Linked DNA regions of Mus musculus: region 2 is linked to region 1. A link is a loop called in an ENCODE intact Hi-C map of the cell type or tissue named here. Cell type or tissue: heart. All regions are shown on one strand. Links, peaks and the distances in the headings refer to the core of each region. The heading gives the core; the rest is flanking DNA. Region 1 overlaps Mapkap1 (mitogen-activated protein kinase associated protein 1). Region 2 holds the start of Mapkap1 (mitogen-activated protein kinase associated protein 1).

Evidence for each region. Peaks named below come from ENCODE experiments on the same cell type or tissue, not always from the same donor. Only the 100,000 strongest peaks of a DNase experiment are listed, where the experiment ranks them.
Region 2: it touches region 1 in a loop (2.0-fold over the local background); 3 of 42 quality-filtered maps call a loop at or near these places.

Annotation. Positions count from the first base shown.
Region 1 is chr2:34,518,367-34,521,277 of GRCm38, reverse strand. Mapkap1 (mitogen-activated protein kinase associated protein 1) reads right to left here. Exons shown (of 12, transcript NM_177345.4): 6 at 2,429-2,605. Among named protein-coding and RNA genes, the nearest start is that of Gm34178, 55 kb to the left of the region's middle. In heart, for the core only: a CTCF peak has its summit at 1,538 (motif pointing right); no DNase peak of the experiment used is centred there.
Region 2 is chr2:34,405,630-34,408,540 of GRCm38, reverse strand. It overlaps Mapkap1 (mitogen-activated protein kinase associated protein 1), which reads right to left and starts at 1,690. Exons shown (of 12, transcript NM_177345.4): 1 at 1,287-1,690. In heart, for the core only: no CTCF peak of the experiment used is centred there; a DNase peak (open chromatin) is centred at 1,720; H3K4me3 peaks cover 1,924 bases; H3K27ac peaks cover 1,751 bases.

The DNA.
Region 1 (2,911 bases), core at 212-2,711:
AAAAAAAAGGCAGTTTTCACAGTTGGCTCCTTAGTTTACTACTTACTGTCAAGCCTATTTTCCTAACACCTTCAGCTCAGGGTTTTTCCTGCTAGAGGAGACAGAGGTGGGAGGAAGAAAGGAAGGAAACAAAAAGGAGGAGCTAAGCTCTTCTCCCTTTGCTGACACAAACAAGACATGTCTCTGAAGACTCCTAACTAAAGGTCTCCCAGGCTTAGAATGTGGACCAGATAGGCAGGTGGGAGGCCACTCAGCCCAATACACACACAGAGTAAATAGTCTGCACTATTTCATCAGACACCTGAGAAAAAAGGCAGTTTCTTGATGCTTTTCTTCTAAGTTGGTACATCTTTCAGAAGGCTGCTTGAAAATGAAGTCAGAATTTGGGCTGAGGAATAAGTCAGTAGTGGAACACTCACCTCACATATTGTCCTGAGTTCAGGTCTCAGCACAAATATTAATTTGTACGCACTGACTAACAACCCTGCTTACTTAAAGGCAATGACCCTAAGAAGTACTTCAACAGGACACAGGAATCCAGAAGACTGTCGTTACTTAAGAAAATCCAAACCCAGCAGATAGCCCAGTACTCTGTGCACCTCATGTGTTCATGCTTAGGTGCTTAACACATTTATGGTTTTGGTCTTGTTGTTTTTCGTTTTTTTAACAACTGTGTTCTTATTAGGTAGTGATCTTCATGAGAAAATAAGATTTTTCTCTGCCTAGAAGATGTCTCCATCTAGATTTCTGGCACAAAGTAACTATAGATTACAGGAATTAAGAGTATTGAAACACGTAACACTATTACAGTGTTAGGCAAATATAATGTAACACACAAATGAAATTGTAATTGCTATATCCTTGGAAATGGTTACAGGAATCAGACAGCCTGAGGAGCTGTTCCATGTGTGAAATGCCTGCCGCTGGACACAGTGGTGCACATCTGGGGTGGGGGTGAGGACATGGACCAACACAGGCAGATCCTGAGAGCTCTCTGGCCAGCCTACCTAGACAAAAAATTTTAAGGGCCAGGTTTTTTGAGATATTGTCTAAGCCTAAGGTGGAAAAGCAACTGAAAAAGGTACTGGCCTCTGGTTTCACCTGTGTATGTATGCATGGGTCCATGTGAGGGTTATCTCAGTTTTATTAGGAAGGCAGAATCACTTCATAACTTTTAAATTATTTTAAAAACTATGTAATTTAAAATTATTCTAGGTGTTCTGTAAAGCTGTTGTTTTTGCACCTCAGAAATGAAAATGGGAGGGAAAATAATGCTCTTTTGTAGATCAAATCTGACTTGAGAGCAGACATGAGGCAGCCACTGGTGAGGCTGGAGAGGCTGCTCCCAGCTCACCCCTGGCACCTGAGTCTATTCCTGCTCAAGGGGAGAAAGACCTAGAATTCTCACACATCGCATGCTGCACAATCCAATCTTCCTAAGTCTCAGACAAAGGAGTCTGTCTGAAAGGGACAGGAGGAGCTCCTTCAGCGCAATCTCTCATGAGGACTACGAGAGTTTGCTGGTTTCAAACAGCAGGGGGTGCCAAAGGGATCACTATTAATCCCAGGAGATAGCCAGGAGAGGGAGATTAGAGGTGTAGGTTAGCCTCACTTAGGTTAGGCTCACCCGCAGCTGCACGGGTCCCACCTGCAGGCCTTAGCATTCCTCAATGGAAAGTGGAAGCAACAATTCAGAGCTGAATGAGCTGCTGCTGCAGATGATGCGCAGACATCTTAGCAACACCACTGTCTGCTACAAATAGTGCAGACTCCTGAGGCAGCAATACTTAGACTCATTGCTGCTCTGAATCAACAGGCTTTAAGAGCGATGGTTGGAACCCCTCTTGGGTCTTGTTAGGCAATCTATTAATAAAGGTAGATATAACATTACATATAGAGTTATTTAATGATCTGTTGATTTTCAATATAAGAGAGTCTTTTTATATTCCAATGAATTTTATTTTATGTACGTACACATACTTTTCTGAGAATGATGTTTTAAGGCTTTCCCAGATTGACAGAAGCACAGAGCAGGCAGAGTCTAATGGAAGGCAACAGAGGAAAAACAAAGAGAGTCTGAACCAGTTGGAGAGAAAAGTATTTTAAGTCACAATAGAAAAATGGCCACAATATGCATTTTCATTTAGGCTGGTGTCCTTGATTAGAAAGGGGCAAACCCAGATACTCCTTCCCAGGCTCCTAGTCACCACTGCTCACAGAGGTGACATCTGTAGACATGCTGTTCCCAGATCTATCACAGGCTGCACATGTCCTGCACATGTCCTAGGTACAGAAGCACAAAACAGCAATGCACATGTTCCCAAATTGTTCTGCAAGTAACCAGGTGAGCAGATGTTCCAGGTAACACACATAATTCCCCTGATAAACAAGGCTAGAAGGTCAGGTGACACACCAAGGAAGTACTCACATTCGAACAAAGAGCGACTCTTTGGAGGTCAGACCAGGAGAGGAGTATTTTTCAACCAGGGCCAAAGTACTGAAGCCAAACTTATGAATGGGCTCATTGGAATCCAGTGGCGGAAAATCCGTGTCGACCTCCCCATCATCCTCAGCAATATGCAGGCAGTAGGCACTGACATTGTCACTGAAAACAAAACCATAAAGGCAAGTGAGTGCTGCAGGAAGGGACATGTAACCAGACAGTATGGCCCAGCCAGCACATCAACCCTGCTGTTCTCTACCCTCAGTCCAGGATATGCTGAGCATCCCTAACACTTGTTAAAAAGACAAAAGTATCTTTTTCACACGTGTCATTTCTCTAACATTCACTGGACACTTATTAGAGATAAGACCTAGAACTAAGTCCTTGAGATGAAAAGTGAGATTTAATGTTGGCTCAAAGGAAGCTCATAATACAGAGGGGGAGTAAGCACTCCAGTACAGCACTACA
Region 2 (2,911 bases), core at 207-2,706, 110 kb after region 1:
GGGTTTTCCGGAAGAAATCATTCCCAGGGGATGGAGAAATGGTTCAGCAATTAAGAACCAGCACTGCTCTTGTGCAGTACCCAAGTTCAGTTCCCAGCACCTACAATGTGCCGCTCACAGCACCAACGGCTCCAGTCCTAGGGGATCTGACACGCTCTTTGGCTCTTCTGACCACTGTAGGCAACTGCCCTCACATGTACACAAACAAATCCCACATGGACACACATACATATTTAAAATAATTCTTAAAAATGGGAGGGTCAATGAATCACTCATTCAAAGCTGGGATTGTCCTTAATTGGCTGAGTGAGACCACCATCAGTTGGACCATGGGAAGCATTAGCAATAGAAATCAAAACATAGGAAGTGTCTAGGCAGGACAGGGTGAGGAAAAAAAAAAGTTTATGTGAGAACAAATCAAAAATGATGTGAGATCCTACTTATCCAGAAGAAAGGCCCATAGCAGGGACTTTTAAAAGGTTAGCTGTTAAACACTAGCAGAGAGCCACAAGATTATAGAGGCGTCGCAGGCACTATTCACATTTAGTAGCAGAAGGCAGATATGAGCAAAGCTTAAAGGAAAGGGACACCTGGCATGCCCCTCCCTAGCGTCCAGTAAGCTTGAAGGGGTGTGACTGAAAAAGATGGGGGCAAATAGCATTGAGCAAGATTTGTCACTGCAGCTTGGGTGGCTCCTAAACATAGGAGTAACGCACTTTATTTCTGCCCTGGTGGTTGTGCACAATAGGGACCCATCCTTTCTGTGAGTCCTGCGAAGGCCGACCTCATCAACTGATGTGTCTGTACACGTTCCTGTTTACACCTGGGAAGGTTTTGAACTCGGCCCTTTGGGGGTTTGTAATAAACATGGTGCTTTGCACAGAGTTGGGAACAGTGACAGTTTCAAATACTGCGGTCATTCATTGGAAGCTGTAACAAATTGTGAGGTCCCTGTTTCATCTTAGAGCTTCTGGCTTGAGTTATACACTTCTTTAAACTATAATCTTTTCTTCTTCCCAACCCCCCCCCCACGGCCCCCGCAACTTCACCATTCCTTGTCACTCCCATAAACAGAAAAACGGACTCCAAGTTCCCCGCAGCGCTCTCGGGATATAAACAATCAGTGGGACCGTTTCAGGACTGCCCTGGCAATGCTTTGAAAAGTTGATTTCACAGGATGGAACTTGGGCACCGGACCTTGCAGAGTTCCGAGACCCGAAACCGCCAGAGCCAAGGACTGCCCCCTCCCCCGCCCCCGCACAACCAGGTCCAAAGTCTCTCCTCACCTAAGTCACACACCCAGCTGTCAGGCTCAGGAAGAGCAAGGAAACCGATGTTCCCAGGCCACCGAGCACAGCCCCAACGGGCGCCGCTGGGCAGCGACGGCAGCGGGGTGCTGAGAGGTCGGAGGGTCCCGCGGGCGAGGGGGCGACGGCTGGGGCAACCTTTACCTGAAGCTGCTCCCACACTACAGGCCGCCTCGCCCGGGACACGTCCCTGAGGGAGGTCCCGACTCCCCCACGCCTCCCGGCCCCTGCACCGAACCCAGCGCCTACGAAGTCCTCGGCAGTCCTACCGGCCCACTCGGCCCTGGCGCCCCGGGCACGCCCTCATGACCCCGCCGCCGCCGGCCGGCAACAGCAGCCCTGTTACCCAGAGCCGCGCCACGACCCGGAACCGTACCCCGCGTACCGGAAGTCCCCGATCTGCAAGACGCCTTTGGCTGGGGACGCAGTGCGCAAGCCCCAGAGCCAGGAACGAGAAGTCGCTGCCTCCCGGGGGCGGGACAAGGGGCGGGAACTGGTGGGTGGTTGCGCATGCGTGCTGCCCTTGGCCGTTTCTGGAGCAGGTTAACCAACTTCTGTTTACCTTCAAGTGTAAGGATCTCTGTAAGCTACGTCTTACTTTTACAGGGAAAAGTCTTCATCTTAACCGCCATATCAGAAAGAAGAGTTCACTGCAACTATTATTTGCTACATGGACATAGTATCAAACTGCTTTTTAAATTACTATCTAAACCCAGATTAGTGACGCTCTCACACCTAATCAGAGAAGTTTGGGTATTTTTTTGTTTTATTTTGTTTTGTTTTTTTACTGCAGTGGACAATGGTTAATACAGAAACTCTCACAAGTGGCCATGGTGCACAGATGAAATGTCCATCGAGTGCTCAGCCACAGTAGGACACTGTAATTGTAACTTATTCTCCTGTCGTTCTGTAGTAATTGTCGTCTGGAGGCTTACTATCTCAGTCTGCTAACCTAGACCTAGTCCTGGAATTTTTCAGCCTCCATTGAATCTAATCAAAGCCTAGAATGTTTTCAGCCTGAAATGTTTGCTGCTGAATACGATCATCCTTTCTAGTACTTTCTGATCTCGGACTGGCGATTCTGGCTCAAACTTTTCTCCAAGCTGACTGATTCAATCTGGCTCCACTCAGTTTCTGACAGAATTGCTCTGCTAGGCTTCATTCTAATTTAAGCAACCTGTTCTAATCCCCTGGTTCTTTTTCTTTGGCTCATTCTATCTTCACCTGTGTCTAGCTTGTTCTCTCTTCAACCTGTCTGTATCAAACTCTCCTTGTAAAACTGCCTCCTTCCCTCTTCTCTTGAGAGTTGGGTATATCCTATTCTGTCAAATCTTTTTCTGATGCATCACTTTGTCATTCAATTAGACATCACTTTCAAACATGGCTGCTTGCTTCCATTTACCAACTAACTTTACCTTCATTGTTTGCGATTAAAGGTGTGTACTAAGGGCACATCTGTATTCCAACCAGAGGGATTAAAGGTGTGAGCTAAGGGCTGAGCCACACCACAACTAAAAACAGGTTTTTTCAGTAACACAACCGTGGGGTTCACAGTGTGATCAAATACCCTGCAACAGGATACATAGCACCTTCACTGAAAGGCT